3 separate regions of the Homo sapiens genome follow, and regions 1 and 2 are each linked to region 3. Evidence: chromatin loops called from intact Hi-C (ENCODE). Cell type or tissue: IMR-90. All regions are shown on one strand. Each heading gives the region's core, and the rest is flanking DNA. Links, peaks and the distances in the headings are about the cores only.

Region 1 (5,304 bases), core at 178-5,177, 230 kb after region 3:
GGTCAGAATTTAGTAACATAATTTCCCATTAGTTTCGTGGAATGCTGAGAAGCATAATAGTTTAGCTGTGAAGAAGCGTGTTAATCTAAAAATCAAGTTTTTGTTACTAAAGATATGGAAGATAGACACTGAAAGTCAATTATCAGCCAGGCGTGGTGGCTCACATCTGTAATCCTAGCACTTTGGGAGGCCGAGGCAGTGGATCACCTGAGGTCAGGAGTTGGAGACCAGCCTGGCCAACATGGCAAAACCCTGTCTCTACTAAAAATGCAAAAATTAGCTGGGCATGGTGGCACGTGCCTGGAATCCCAGCTACTCGGGAGGCAGGAGATTTGCTTGAACCCAAAAGGCAGACGTTGCAGTGAGCCAAGATTGCACCACTGCACTGTGGCCTTGGTGACAGAGTGAGACTCCATCTCAAAAACAAAAAAACAAAAAAGAAGGTCATAATTATCTACAGCATTCTCTGTCTAACACATTCTCTAATGACTGTTTTCACAGCATCCTGGGAATTCAATATTTTCTCCAAACTTTCTGAAGATACTGGTAAGATTATTTTATATATTTTATATGTTTCATGAATCTTTATTTTTTTCTTTAGGGCTAGTTAGCATTATTTATTTATATTGGTCTTCTTCTTGCAGTTGGATTTCTTCTATGACTGGTGAGAATGTTTTTTTTCTGTAATATTTAAGAATGAAGAACTTTTTTGACAATTAAGAGGACCTGACTTGGTTTATCTGTGTTATTTCATAGCTGGACCTATTTCCTCAATAGACACCTGCAGGGAGTGGGAAGCCTAAATAGAACCTCTATGTATGGGTGCTGTAAAGTGTTAGATTTCATTTTGTGGCCAGTGGATGGGAAACTGCCCTCAGGCAGAAAGCCCCTAAATACCAGAATGGGGAGGATGGCCATCAGTGTCCATAGCTAGAAGTTATAGGTTTTTGTAGATATTTTTAAAAGAAAGAATGATCCCTTTTTAAAAAATATTTATATTTTTCAGGGTCAGACTGATAAATTAGGTGGGATATTATAGTGGCCACCCCTGCATTTTTTTAGTTACTGAGGGTGACAGTAATCTCTGCCGTTCCCTCTGGCATGTACTCTACTTTGTTTTGCTTTGTTTGTTTGTTTTTTAATCTCTTGGCTCAAGACAGAGGTAGTTTCAGTCTTCAATTGAAAACTGAATTTGAAAACTGAAACTACCTCTGTCTTATAGGTCAAGAACTTTAGATGAAGGTCCCATCAACTGCCATGTGTGTTTATGCTAATTATACATTAGAATGCTAGAGAAGTGTTCATCAGGTGGAATAATGGACCTAGTAGCTTCACTGGTACCTGGATCTAGGTGAAGACTCCATTTGTTTTCTAGTCCCCACATTCTGCATATTATCACTTTGGAACCCTGAATATCTGTGCCAACTCAGATCCTGTGTCCAAGCATCCTCAAAAAAAAAAAAAAAAAAAAAAAACCTAGTTATTTCCCCTTTTCCAGTTCACTGTTACCAAAGAAAATGGCTGTGTATTCCTTTGGGGATGGACTAGGTAGTTTACTACTGAATACACTTGCTTTGGCATTTCAGGGTCCTTCTTTATAGGAACGAAACTGTTTCTTCAGTGGTTGGGTTTCAGGTCTGAGAGCTAGTTTAGGAAATTGGGGTGGGATCATGACGTTTATTGTGGTGAGTGTCCACACCCTCTTGTTTATCCATTTGGGATTTCTTCTGATTCTTTAAATTTAAAACACTCATTGGTTTTCCTCCCTCTTGCCTGTAGGAACACTCTGTCCTATTAACCATCTCCATGGCCCTCTGATGGGCCTGCCATTCAGGTTTTTCTGCTGTTGTGAAGATTGCGTTAGTCTTGCCACTGATGGTTAAGTGTTGGACCTTTATCATTCCATTGTCCTGCAATCTCCATTGTTTTTTTGCAATTCAGTTCTGTTGTAGCACCTCTTTTTGTCAGCTTTAGCCTGCAGAAGACAGCCATCACTGTCTTCTGAACAATGTTAGTACCCCTTTCATTAGGACACTCTTCTTTGGTAAATGGAGTGTCTTTCATGTCTTGTAAGAAACAGATGGCTGGTGGGTTTTCCAGCCTTGTATGGTTTATCAGAGTGCCTACTTGAGCCTTCTGATCCCTTTCAATTATACCTTTCCTATCAATTTTGGCATTTTTATTTGACTAACTGTATAGGCTGTAACTTATTTCAAGCTTCCATGAGCCATCTAAATAGTGTGTTAGCACCATCTCCTGGACTGTCAGAGGGCTAAATCATGTATGCTAGCAGAGGGCTCCCATAATGACAGACTCTCATTTTCTCAACTTTATGTTCTGCATTCCTCCTTTAAATATATCTTCCTTGGGATATTGTTCCCGAGAGTGATACTATCCTACCTCTGCCAGTCTTATTCCCCAGTTGGGCTGTGCTGGTATTTGACTCTTATTATTGATCTGGTTGTCAGGAAGGAAGAAGAGGGTTGACTCCAGGAAAAGGGACTTTGTCTCATAAGGCATCTGCTTCATGAAGACCTCTCCATGATCTTTAGGCTGGAGGTGGCTACTATTTTCTAAGAAGAAGTAGGCCACTGCCAGACCAGTTGAACTAGGGGCATCTGGAGTTCCAGGGTTTCAAATGAATCTACCCAGATTTTCACCTCCAAGTGTCAGTGTCTCATTTCTTTCTTGTTAGAAATCTGAATTTGGCCTAGGAAACTCACTGGAGCTACGTATTTTGTAGCATAGAATAATTTTACAGATGAACTATGACCGTTCTGTGCTTATCTCCAGAGGCACATGGAAGTATCTGACTCATTGCCATATAAGGGTAGTGGGCTAACTCATAATTTATAACATTTAGTTTAAAATTTAGAATACCGCAAGTGGTACCCAGGCTGGGTTGTTTATTGATACCTTATATGTAGCATCACTGGTTCTGCAGCCAAATTTAGCTAGGTGAATTTAGGGGAATACAGAACTCTGCTGGAAACTCTTACGAAGGTCTTTCCAAACCAAATTTACTTGCAATAAACCTTGGAGGTTCAGTCCAAAGACAAAGCACACCCTTCTGTGAATAAGGGCCCTAGGTAGCTATGCCTGGAAGACTTTCAGATATTGATGCTTTTTTACATTCTCTTTCTCCTAACGCACTGTATCATTTGCCTGTATTAAAAGTCTTACATGAATGTGCTCCATGGAATCTTGTGAGTCCTTTCAAATATCTGACCTTGTTGTAAAAATTGCAGCCTTTAACATTGTCTGAATCTCCTCTACTCTTATGATTTAGTCGTGAGCTCATTCCTCCTTTCTGTCTTCTCTCCATTTATAGGAGATTAGAGTTTTACTAAATGCTGCCAAGGAACTCCTTTGGCTTTCAGATTTTGCCCTTAATTGCTGATTAATCATTCTGGGCCTGTCATTGGCTCTCTTCATTGAATTTATGGCACTTAGTCACAGCCACCCAATTCAATAATATATTCCCTCATACTTTTCAAGAAAAATATTGCATAAACTCATGTACTTCCTTTCCACCATTACCCATCCTGACTAACTGATGATGAAAGTTTTAACAATTGTGTTATTATTGCATGTCATGGGCCATCTATTCCCCATTCACCACTGGTCACAGAATTCTTATTGCCAGACTGCTGTTCATTGATTTATAGCCACAATCTTATTTGAGAATCTGCTTCCTTGTGATAGACATGGCTATGAGCCAATGAGCAGCAGGTATCTGTGACAGTTTCGGATGAGTGTGCTGATTTTAGAGAAGAAAATGAGTGGACTACCGTGGTATCACTACCTATTTTTTCTTACGCATTTGTATATTTTTAATAGCCAACTTAGTATGTTTTCAGGAGGAAAGTAAGGTAAATATAGGTATTTATTCTGTAATCTAGAAATAAAAACCCATTTTTTTACCCTTCACTTAATTCTGATTTGTTGAGCCAAACAATCTATGTTCTAATTAATTTCTCAATGTATTCATGGAAAAGAATATTTTATACAAAGTAGGCAACATCACAATCTGGTCAAATACTCTAACATTCACTGAAATGGAAATTAACATAATTCATGACCTGAAAACACAAATTGCTAAATTAATAATTCAATATCCCACCTCAAGAATATGAAATAATCCTACAAAGTGTGAATGAATTTAAGCAGGACTAAAGGCTTCGTGAGGCCAGGGTGTTTTTTCTTCCTTTGTAAAGCAAGTAGAAGATATTTATGACCTTAAACATTTTTAGTATTGATTTTTAAATTCATTAACTTCTTAAGAAGCCAGAGGAAGGGGTCAAGTACTAAAAGATGAATATGATTAGGAAGGCCCATAAAACCAGCTTTTTAGCCTCAAAGTTAAAAACCATGAAGAGCACCTGGCCCACCTTAGTCAGGTGCTCACATAGTGCCATCTGCAGATGGCATGGTGGTCCTGTTTATAAATGAGGCGCATTACAATATGGTTCCTGCTTCCCAGATTTCAAATGACAGAGCAGTTCCCTGTGACCCAACAATTATAACTCAGTGAATGTGTTCCATGGAAATAATCAGAAGTGCATACAAAAAGTAAGGTTCATGATTAAAGGTAGAATACTGAAAATAAAATATCAGTGGCAGATGGATATAAAAATTATGGCTCATAATTGTGATATAATAATGTGTAGATATTAAACACATTGTAGAAGAGAAATGCTTAACATGTACTAATGAAAAGAAACTAGCCCTGAAAATATTTATTCACACGTACTTTCCAAAAATGTTCTTTGAAAGCTCATGTTTAGCCTTTAAATTCTTTTTAGGATGAGAATTTTATTTTTAAGTTTTATTTTATTTTTGATTGACAAATAATAATTGAATATATTTATGGGGTACAATGTCATGTATACATGTATTGTGAAATGATCAAATCAGGCTAATTAACATATCCATCACCTCAAACAGTTATCATTCGTTTGTGGTGAGAAACTTAAAATCCTTTCTTTTATCTGTTTTGAAATATACAATACATTATTATTAGCTAGAGTCACCATTCTGTGCAATAGATCACCAGAGCCTGTTCCTCCCATCTCACTGAAACTTGGCACCCTTTGACCAACATTTCCCCTTTCCCTGTCCACCCTCACTCCAGCCTCTGGTTGCTAGATCATTTATTTTTCGGTTTGTTTAACTCTTCTTACCAGCATCTCATGATAAATATATTATTGTTGCCATCATACTCTTTGGTGTTTTGCTCAGCTTTTACAAAAAATGTTGTTTTTCAGTCTTTGATAATAACATGAATAGTGCCGGTATATAAAA
Region 2 (5,304 bases), core at 178-5,177, 290 kb after region 3:
ATTTATGTCAGATATGTGTGTAGCTTATCTTTAAATAGATTTATCCATTCATCAGTCCTGTAGATGATATGGATTGTGTATCTGTGTGTGTGTGTGTTTATATGAGTTTTTAAAAAAAGCTTTCTAAGTGAGGCAACTCTTTTATTCTGAATTTTACACTATAATTTGAGGACTTTTTTTTTTTTTTAAATGCTTTCTATCATTTGTCTTGTTGCTGTGTCTTGTTACATTCTTAGAGCATTTTGAATTGTTTTGGATGGTTTTTGGAATAGAAGCTTGCCTACAGTTCCATTTTGGCCAAAAGTTTGATTTAAGAAATGTAATTATCTAATGTTAAGTTTGTGCTTGAATGTAGTTTCTTGCTCTCCTTGTTTAGACTGAACTGGTAACTTTTAGATTAAACTTTTATTTGGTCTACTCTCTTATTGAAGAGAAAAAGTAACAACCAAAGTAATAACCTGGGAAAGATTCTTGCTTTTTCAAACAGGCAAACTACTGCTAATTTATCTAATTCGTTTGTTTTTTAAATCACAGCTAAATATACCTTCCCTGTTAAAGCCATCCTTTATTTTCTATTTCAATTGTGCAAGAAGGAGCTTGAGATCATGAAATTCTTAAAATTCAGCCACAGTTCTCTTATATTCATATCCCCTAACACACTTTCTTCCTGAGGTTTTCAGAGATGTAGAAGTTAAAAGGGCTAGGAAGTGTGTTTTCTCAACAGAAAAAGTATAGAACAGAATTGTTAGCAAATACTTCTCTATCCATAAAAATACTTTAAAACTTAATTTATCATAGCATTAAATCATATAGGGATAATCTTTACATTTTTGTGATTTATGATGCAGGGAAAAGGTCATGGAAATGTTTTGGTCAAATGTAATCTCTGGGATTCTATATCAAACTAAAAACAAATATGTTTCTAGCCAGGAAAACTCTTACATGTATCCTCTCATGAGAATCCCCACTCAAGTTATATATTGGGGAGAGATTGATTAGAATTAGAGCAACAGTTTTACTTTGGTCAAAGTGTGAGTCCCAAGATGGCCTCACAATAAATCTGACAATGTCTATAGGGCACCCAGTAGACGTCAGGTAGTTTACTAGGAAGAACAGAGAAAATATTCCAGAGTTTTCCCTTGAGTTTGACCAACATTTCCTAGGGCACTAAGAGAACTCAGTATGCCTTTATTTCTTAGTTAAAAACATATGGGTAAGAATTTTGAGAAAAGCTTCCGATGACAGAGTCTGCAGCAAAGTGAGAATTGGATTTGAGTTAGAAAGTCCAAGTTTAAGCAAGGTTTTGCCCTTACCAGCTGTTACTAAGTCTCTAAGACTTATTTTCCTGTATGTGTCCTGTGGAAAATAGGACCTGACCGGCAGTTTGCCTATTTTTTATTATAATTTAAAATAGTAATGCCTTTGAGAAATGAATTATCAACTGAGCACCCATATATAAGTGCTACATATTTCTGTTCACAAACTTAGAGAAGTAACAAAGGGTAAGAATTTGTATGAGCAACACATAGTGTTTACAGATGAAGAGATGGACACAAGAGGGTAAATAATATTGTTTAGGGTTACACAGATGGAAAGAAAAATTAAAATCTGAAGTTTTCTGCAAGTCAACTTTTAATAAAAAACTTTGGGAGATAAAGAGGATTGTAGATCAGTGTTTATTCAGAACAAGGTCTGTGAATGACCTGCCTCAGAATATGTGGCCATTTGTTAAAAATGCAAATTCGTGGGCTTCACTCAAGTAACTAGGTCAGAGTCATTGGGAATGAGGCCCATTTTTTTTTTAAACAAATTCCCAAGTGATTCATGTGCATTCTAATAATCATGAATTGCTCTTTTATAGAGAATGCTAAAGTGAGTTACATCTTGCTCTGATGAGTGAATATTTGTATGTCCTTGGAGGTCTCATTGACCATCTTGATTTTCTGTATCTTTAAACAAAAGCTAAAGATTGCTGTCATTTGCCAATCTGTGATATTATAAGGAGAAAATATGGAAATATATATATATATATATACACACACACACACACAGTATATATATTTGTCCTGGAGCTTTAAGATGAGCTGTGAGGGGGATGCACTATGCATCAGGGATGCATCTGTAAACACTGTGTCGCTCATACACATTGTCACCCTTTGTTACTTTTCTAAGTAACATACAAAATACAGCTCCTTTGATGAAGACTGCACTGTACACCGTGTGCTTATACACACCCCCCAGCAGAGGGCAGTGTGCATCCCTCTCACAGCCCTTGCTAAAGCTCAGGGACAAATTCTACGTTGAATTCCCCCGAGTGATAGAGATAATACATATTTCTTGCAGGGCATTTGTTATTTTATAAAGGAAACACAGTGTGTTGTTAAATCTTACTTTATTTATTTTCCAAGAAAAAAATATGACCCTCCCAGGTCTTCTAAAATGAAGTTTGGCACTTCTAAGTCATGTCTGTGACTCAGTGCTGAGCTTTCCGTGAGCTCCGTCCCCAGGCTTGTATCAGTAAGTCGCCAGCCTGTACACCCGGGGCCATTATGGTCCTGCGCACAACCAAAGCATTGTGCGATTTGACCCTTTCTCTATCTACCTGGGGAAAGGAAGACTACAGCATGGAAGAAACACACAAACTCTCGTGTAGTGACATCACCTTGGCTTTGCTGCCTATCAAGGCCCAATTCCTAATAGGGACTTACTGGCTGTGTGGCCTTGGGAAAGCCACTTAATATTCCTGAATTTCAGTTTCCTTATTAGTTAAATTTGAGATAAAATCATATACTTCCCTGGGTTTGAAAGGATTGAAATGACATATTTGTGTAAATTTTCCTGGCAAAAAGCAATTGATAGAAAGATATTTCCTTTCTTCTCATCCTTATTGAAGATATTCATCCTTTTCTGTGGTTCACTGCATCCCTCTCATCATCAGATTAACTGAAATGTGACCAACATTTTTGGACATCTTCAATAAAGGAGCATGTATGCATCGAGGTCCAATGAATCTCAGCTCTGCAGCAGCCAGTGGAGAATCTCACCTGGATTTCACACAGGTACCCCTGCCAGGTTTGGAATGGTAGCAGTCACCATTTCACGAGACACCAATAAGCATCTTGTACATATTGTAAGACAGAACAATTCTGCAAGGAAGAAATTGTGATCCATATTTTACAGATGGAATCATGGCTCAGGGACATAAAGGAGAGAACCAAGGCCACAGATCTAATACACAGCACACCTGGGGTTTGAACTCAACTCTGTCTTCTTCCAAAATGTACATTTCTGCTAGACCACACTGATGCTCAGTCTAAAGCCAGATTGAAAATCTTTCTTCCTCAAACCTTCTTCTTTTTAATCTATTTCCTGTGTCAGAAAATGGAATCCTGATTTGCCTAGTCACCCAAAAAGGAAATTTAGATAATCTTTGGAATGGCCTTTTTCTTATTTCCCATCTCCAATCACCAAGGCTTCCTTATTTGTGTTCTTTGTATTTTAAACATTTGTTCTTCATTGTCATCTCAGAGGCATAACTACTACCCTAGGACATTAAGAATCTCATCTTAAATGTGGAGGGCAAAAATCAATCATTTCTCTGAGTCTGGTGAGATATCTTAATGCCTCTAGAATGATCTTTCTAAAACCCAGATTCATATTTGATTATATCGCCCTTTTCTTTTCTTTTCTTTTTTTTAGGCAGAGTTTCACTCTTGTTGCCCAGGCTGGAGCGCAGTGGCACGATCTCGGTTCACCGCAACCTCCGCCTCCCGAGTTCAAGCGATTCTCCTGCCTCAGCCTCCCGAGTAGCTGGAATTACAGGCGTGCACCACCATGCCTGCCTAATTTTTTGTATTTTTAGTAGAGACAGGGTTTCTCCATGTTGGTCAGGCTGATCTTGAACTCCTGACCTCGGATGATCCGCCTGTCTTGGCCTCTTAAAGTGCTGGGATTACAGGCCTGAGCCACCGTGCCTGGCCTATATCACCCTTTTCTATATGGCCATAGTTCCTCATGTCTATCTATGCCTCAGCTTCTGACCTTCTCTTTGCATAATTTTTTGCAAGCTCATGTACCATATTCCATTTTCTACCATGTGCCTTTGATGATACTGCTTTCTGTGCCTGGCATGGATACTTCCCTTGTTCCCTTGTTGAGTATCAGCATCTACTCAATATTTGCTCAAGCACTCCATCTTTTATGGACACTTTGTTAATCTCAGAGTAGAACTACCCACTTCTCCACGCTGCCCCACTGCACTGTGGAGGCCCGACTCACAGCACCAAGACATTTGCTGTTGGTCGTTAAATGTCCCCCGTCCTGGCATGCTGCACCTTCTTTGAAGTCAAGGATGGAATTTTGTTTGTCTTTAATATCTAACGAGCAGTACAATGCTAGCAATTAGTATAGGCACTTAGTGTTTATTGAAAGAGTAAATAAATGAGTGAGCGAAGAACATACTGTTTTGTGCTGGGATGAGGTAGGTGAGGAGCCAAAGGCTTCACGAAAGGTTTATAACACAACAAGGATAAGATAAGTTCCCTGACACAGACGGCGTGTTCAGGCAAGTGAACAATGTCAAAGTTAATTGATGAGTTAAGTCTTATCTTCTTTTATTTTCTTCACTATTATTCTATGGAAATGAGAGAGTCTATTTCCCTGAATAAATCAAATTACTTTGATTCTGTCTTCATGGCTGGAAAACTGTAAGTGGACAGAGAGAGAGAGCCAAACATTACTACAAATTCTTTTGGAGATATATTATCCCACCTTCACAGAAGACTGAGGATATCACCGTGAAAATTTCCCTCACAAAGCTCTGCCTAGGAAAGCCAGCTTGGAAGATCAAGATGGATATTTATTTGTTCCTATAAAGAATACTCATTTTACTATTTCAACAAAAAAGGAAAATAAAAAAGAATACCAGAGGGCTCTGTCAAGTGACAAGGAAAACTGCTGGTTTACTTATGACTGCTTTCAGCTGAATGTTAAAGGAGCCAATTGCCAGGATGTAAACAAAGGTTTATTTTACTGACACAAATCAGTAGTTGCATTAAGGTCTCAGGGACTCAGTTTCCCTTTTCTTCTTTTTGCACCATCCTTGGCATTTGGCTTTTTGTTTCTATGGTCCTTAAGGTGGCTGCTGTGTCTCCAGGCAACACGTCTGCATTCCAGACAGGAAGAAGAGCTGAGAGCAAAGGAAACAAGCATGTGGAGTGGAATCTGCCTCTTCTTACTCTTTGCAGTTTCACTCTGTAGACTTCACCTCTCACAGGCCACAGAGATTGCAGGGAAATGGGCAGG
Region 3 (5,304 bases), core at 145-5,144:
AAAGAAAATAATCAGACTTTTCAAGGATTATTGGACACTGGCTCTGAACTGACACTAATTCCAGGAGACAAAAATATCACTGTGATCCACCACCAGTCTGGTCAGGTGATCAATGGAGTTTTAGCCCAAATACTTCTCACAGTAAGTCCTCAAACCTATCCTGCGGTTATTTCTCCAGTTCTGGAATGTATCATTGGAAGAGACATACTCAGCAACTGGCAGAACTACTACACGTGGGTTTAGTAAGTGGTCTATTATTTCACCAACTAGACATACAATCTGTAAAAAGATCTTGCTTTTGTTTTATAATATTATTTCTAAGTGAAGCAGAGACTTTTGAAGGTAGTTGCATTTTTTTCCAATTATTGACATCTCCTGGTACTCACTTTACAAACTAGGTTAAAGGTAAAGGCTAGATATTATTCCCTGAGCCAGAGATTTTCCACCTAAATTCAGAACTGGTCCATAAATCATCTTTGGCTCCCTCAGGTTCTTTGGTGACATTATTTACTATTTCCTTTCAAGGACTAAAATACTTTTGAGTCACGTTCTCTTCTGAATAGCCTGACAGTTATTCAGTTATATTCTCAGATTATTAGCCTTTTAGTTAGATGGTTAGGGCAAATGGTATCCCTTTAAATTCAATATCTTACCATATGTCAACATGTTGAGGATTTTCTTTTTGACAGTGAGGACAGAAATATGTCATTCTGTTATTGTCCCCAAAGCGGCACACAGTTATTCTGCAGTGGCACTGACCACAATTAGGACGCTTGTAAACCTTATAGTGTTTAGAGAGAGCAAGTCCTGCTTTACGGCACTAAAAAAAAAAAAAACCAAAAAATTCTGTTATCCACAAAACAGTGCTGCCAAGGAGCCAAAGACACATTCTCGAAAGTCACCTCTGAAAATCATCTGCTAAAAATTTACATATGTTTGTACATATGTCAATATAATCTTTTCTTTCATCAGAGAAAAAGGTATTGACAAGATTTGGTAATATTTGTCAAATAAAATTTGTGTGAAATAAGTCATTATTTAATGACATTAGTATTCAAAATTGCTCTTTGCATAGCTTTATCCTCTTATCTAAATGACATGTAAAAGTTCTATATTTAAAAATGTCTTTTACACTTTTAAGGCTTTTTAAATTAACCATAATTATATAGTTAAAAGAAAAAGGCTAGATTAGCTTGAAATCTGATTATTTTTAGAAGACTGAAACTGCTCACTCAGTTTCAACAACCAAAAAACTTAATTCTAGGGGACAAAATTTAATAAGAGCATTTTCTTTGTTGACCTGAAAAAGGATTTTTTTTTCCTTTTTAACCTTAGAGATTCATTAATAAAAAAAGAAAGAAAGAAAATAAACATTCAAATACCATCCTAGCAGAGAATATATTCCATTTTGGTATAAATTCTACTTCAAAAGATATTTTGATATATTTGGTCAGTTTTATTCCACTCACAAATATTTAAGGCTCCTACAAAGAAAATATCTTGAGTTTCCATCAGCACTGTGAAAATTTAAAAGCCCAGAAATATGGCTCACCACGTATGAGCTGAAAATTACACAATTTATATTAATTTAAGGAAAGTATTGAAAGACCCAATTTAATCTGGGTGGAAATGGGCAGTTTTCTATGGTCATCTTTTTCTGGAGGAAGAAGTAAGCAAATGCAATTTAAAAATAGCCATAGTTACTCAAGACCGATCTGCAGAGCAAGAGGTTCATTCACATTTTAGGCCAATTAATAAAGAATACTACAATACCTGACTTTCTGAACATAGTAAAAATGAAAATTTTGGATACAGAAAATGGACTGTGAAGAAAGAAAATACATATTTGCATTACTTTGTTTAAAAGATGTGTTTATTGAATTCTATATATGCATATAGTATATAACTTTCCACATTTACAAGTCAGCAAGTCCTTCCTTCTCAAAACTGTGGTAGACAGAGAAACATTATTATCCCATTTTACAGATGAAGAAACTAAACTTAAATAAAGTTATCCAAAGAATCTAAACCACACAGATAGTAGTAAGTGGCAAAGCTTGATTGAACCAAGGTCTATAGTCAGTGGCAAAGCCTGATGGAACTAAGGTTATCTGAAAGTGTTACTGTAGGTCAGCCTCTCTAGACTTTCTATATTTTATGTATCCAAAAATAGAAAAAGAGTCTGTGAAATGCCAACATGGCTGCTCCTAACTTGGTATAAAGATAATTGAATATGGTTATAGTTAGACGAGTTTGAACTGACCTATGACCTAGAATTTCAAGATGTTAATTACACCCACATAATGTCACTCTCCCTTAATGTACCTCCATGCTCTTTCCACTAGATGGCTATATACAGCTTTCACATTTTTTGGTGCACTCCAAAAGGAAACCACTGACATTTTACATTTTACACAGTTGAAAAATTTTGCTCTTACCCTGTAAAAGAGAATGCTGAAATCACGTATCATTTTCATGAGGTGATGGATCTGTTCATCTGTTAATTGACAAACCTTGAAGTGGAAAAAACAGCAGAGCCTAGTTTCATGACTTGCTCATTACTGTAAGAAATAATACGCCTTGCCAATTCTGTGAAAGAGAACTGTAAATAGATTTTGAATACAGCTGACCTTTGAACAACATGGGTTTGAACTGGGAGGGTCCACTTATACGCAGATTTTTTTCTGCCTCTGCCATCCCTGAGACAGCAAGACCAACCCCTCCTCTTCCTCCTCAATCTATTCAATGTAATGATGATGAGGAGCAATAACTTTATGATGACCGACTTCCACTTAATGAGTAGTAAATATAATCCTTATGATATTCTTCTGTTTTTTTAGAGACAGGGTCTCACTCTATTGCCCAGGCTGGAGTGCAGCAGCATCATCATAGCTCACTGCAGCTTCAAACTCCTGGGCTCAGCCATCCTTCCGCCTCAGCCTCCCAGGTAGCTGGGATTACAGGCGCAGACCATCACACCTGGCTCTTACCATATTCTTAATAACAATTTCTTTTCTCAAGCTTACTTTATTGTAATAATACATATGTAACACATAAAACATACAGAATATGTGTGAACTATGTTATCAGTAAGGCTTCTGATCAACAGTAGGCTATTAGTAGTTACGTTTTTGAAGAGTCAAAAATTGTATATAGATTTTCAATGGGAGGGGTTAGCACCCCAATTCCTGTGTTGTTCAAGAGTCAATCGTATATGAATATCTTCTAGAGCTCTATTTCTTACGGATCTATTTAGTACCATTAACAGTAGTTATATTTTGAACTGATAATATTACTGACAAAATATGATTCCTATTTATACATTTTAATTGTAAATTCAAGCATTTATTGAATATTTATTCTGTATTAGACATCTTCAAAGTCTCAGCATTGTCTATCAGACACCTTGAGAAGTCTTGCTGGACTCAAAAAAAAAAATTACCAAGAACAATATAAAACAGAAAGAAGGGAAGGGAAAATAGGCACAGGAGTAGATGACCACCAAGGTCACTATCGAGCTTTAGAAAAGATATGCATTTCTATACATGCATTAATATCAAAGTACTTATTAACACATGGAAGAGCTCAGACACAGACCTTACTGAAGAATTTTTTTCTGACACAGCCTAACATAAATCTCAGTGTTACCCTTGCAGAATTATTATTTGGCACATGTGCCGTCAATGGTAATCCCAAAAGAAACCCTCTGATGCCTCATGCTTGTTGCCTGTGTGTGAATATCTATATGTACAGCTGACCCTTCAACGACACAGGTTTGAACTGAGCAGGTCCACGTACATGTAGATTTTTTTCAATCAAACATGAATGAAAAATATAGTATTTGTGAGATGTGAAGCCTGCATGTGTGTAGGGCTGACTTTTTGTGTAGCAGTGTCCCTAGGGCCAACTGCAGGACTTCAGTATGTATGGACTTGGTATAGGCAGGAGTACTGCAACTGATCCCCTGTGTATACTGAGGGAAGCTGCATATAAACAGACACATACATGTACAAAGAAAATCACTTATCAGTGACTATAGAAGTGAAAATCTAATCAACATAGTCATCCTGAAAGTATTATACATATTCAATTGTTCACTTAAACTTTAAAACTTACATACATCCAAAATATTTATTACTTTCCAAATCTTACATACTATATTAAGTCACATCTTGAAAAGTTAAACTGTACTTTTTCAGTAATTGTGCACGTGCTTTTAAGAAGCTAAGAGCTAAATTTCAGAAATGTGTGTGTGTGTGTGTGTGTGTGTGAGAGAGAGAGACAGAGTCTCGCTCTGTTGCCAGACTGCAGTGCAGTGGCGTGATCTCTGCTCACTGCAACCTCCGCCTCCCGGGCTTAAGCGATTGTCCTGCCTCAGCCTCTCCAGTAGCTGGGACTACAGGCATGTGCCACTACGCCCACCTCATTTTTGTGTTTTTAGTAGAGACAGGGTTTCACCATGTTGGCCAGGATGGTTTCACCACGTTGGCCAGGATGGTCTCACCTCTTGACCTCGTGATCTGCCCGCGTCAGCCTCCCAAAGTGCTGGGATTACAGGCATGAACCACCGTGCCTGGCCAATGTCATTAATTTTTAAACCCCCAGGCATTATGGGTAAATGATCATTTCCTAGATGGATGGATGGCTGGATGCAGAGATAAAAAGTAAATTCTCAGTGCATCACAGATAACAACAATACCCTGGGTTCTCTTTTTTTCAAAAACAACTTTCGTAGAGGTCTAAGTGATTTTTAAAAAGCTCACTCTTGTTAAAGTTCTGTTTCATTATTTCCATACTGAACTCACGTGTTCCAAGTATCAAAAAGCAGAATCTAATCTAGACCTATCATTAACTGGCTTCTTTTAAAGCTTCATTCCTACTGATTTGGGTATTACTAAAACTATCTAGTAAGTATCTACACAAAGTAAAAAAATAACCTGGGTTTATGTAAAAGATAATTTAGTTAATAGAGTCAATTATGTAAAAAATAATTCAGCTAAAAGAGCTAAAAATTAATTTAGTTAGTGGCAACAGGTCTTGATAAAAGCCCTAATGTAGAGGTCTTCCCTAGAAACTAAAATGTATGTATTCTACCTGGGTTAGGGTTCTCACCTCTCTTACCCTCTTAGAACATTGCTATATTCATCACCATTCCCTTTTCTACAATTTTAACCTCTGCCCTTTAACCACTTTTTTTTTTTTGCAACATATAAATAAGTTCAAGTCTCTGCAGTTGTAGAACAAGAAAAAAAATAAAATAACCAACTCATGTCTTGCCCTGGAATCCCCTCTAGCAAGCCAATA

Evidence for each region. Hi-C counts contacts between places; a loop is a spot of excess contacts. Peaks named below come from ENCODE experiments on the same cell type or tissue, not always from the same donor. Only the 100,000 strongest peaks of a DNase experiment are listed, where the experiment ranks them.
Region 1: a loop joins it to region 3, with 9 times the contacts of the local background. A loop is called at or near these places in 9 of 110 quality-filtered maps.
Region 2: it touches region 3 in a loop (2.7-fold over the local background); 16 of 110 quality-filtered maps call a loop at or near these places.

Annotation. Positions count from the first base shown.
Region 1 is chr4:177,105,862-177,111,165 of GRCh38, reverse strand. No RefSeq gene overlaps it. Among named protein-coding and RNA genes, the nearest start is that of NEIL3, 200 kb to the left of the region's middle. In IMR-90, for the core only: a CTCF peak has its summit at 2,266 (motif pointing left); a DNase peak (open chromatin) is centred at 2,265.
Region 2 is chr4:177,044,477-177,049,780 of GRCh38, reverse strand. No RefSeq gene overlaps it. Among named protein-coding and RNA genes, the nearest start is that of LINC02509, 170 kb to the right of the region's middle. In IMR-90, for the core only: a CTCF peak has its summit at 2,239 (motif pointing right); a DNase peak (open chromatin) is centred at 2,260.
Region 3 is chr4:177,336,992-177,342,295 of GRCh38, reverse strand. NEIL3 (nei like DNA glycosylase 3) reads right to left here. Exons shown (of 10, transcript NM_018248.3): 5 at 2,439-2,513; 6 at 654-820. Among named protein-coding and RNA genes, the nearest start is that of NEIL3, 30 kb to the right of the region's middle. In IMR-90, for the core only: a CTCF peak has its summit at 2,334 (motif pointing right); no DNase peak of the experiment used is centred there; H3K27ac peaks cover 177 bases.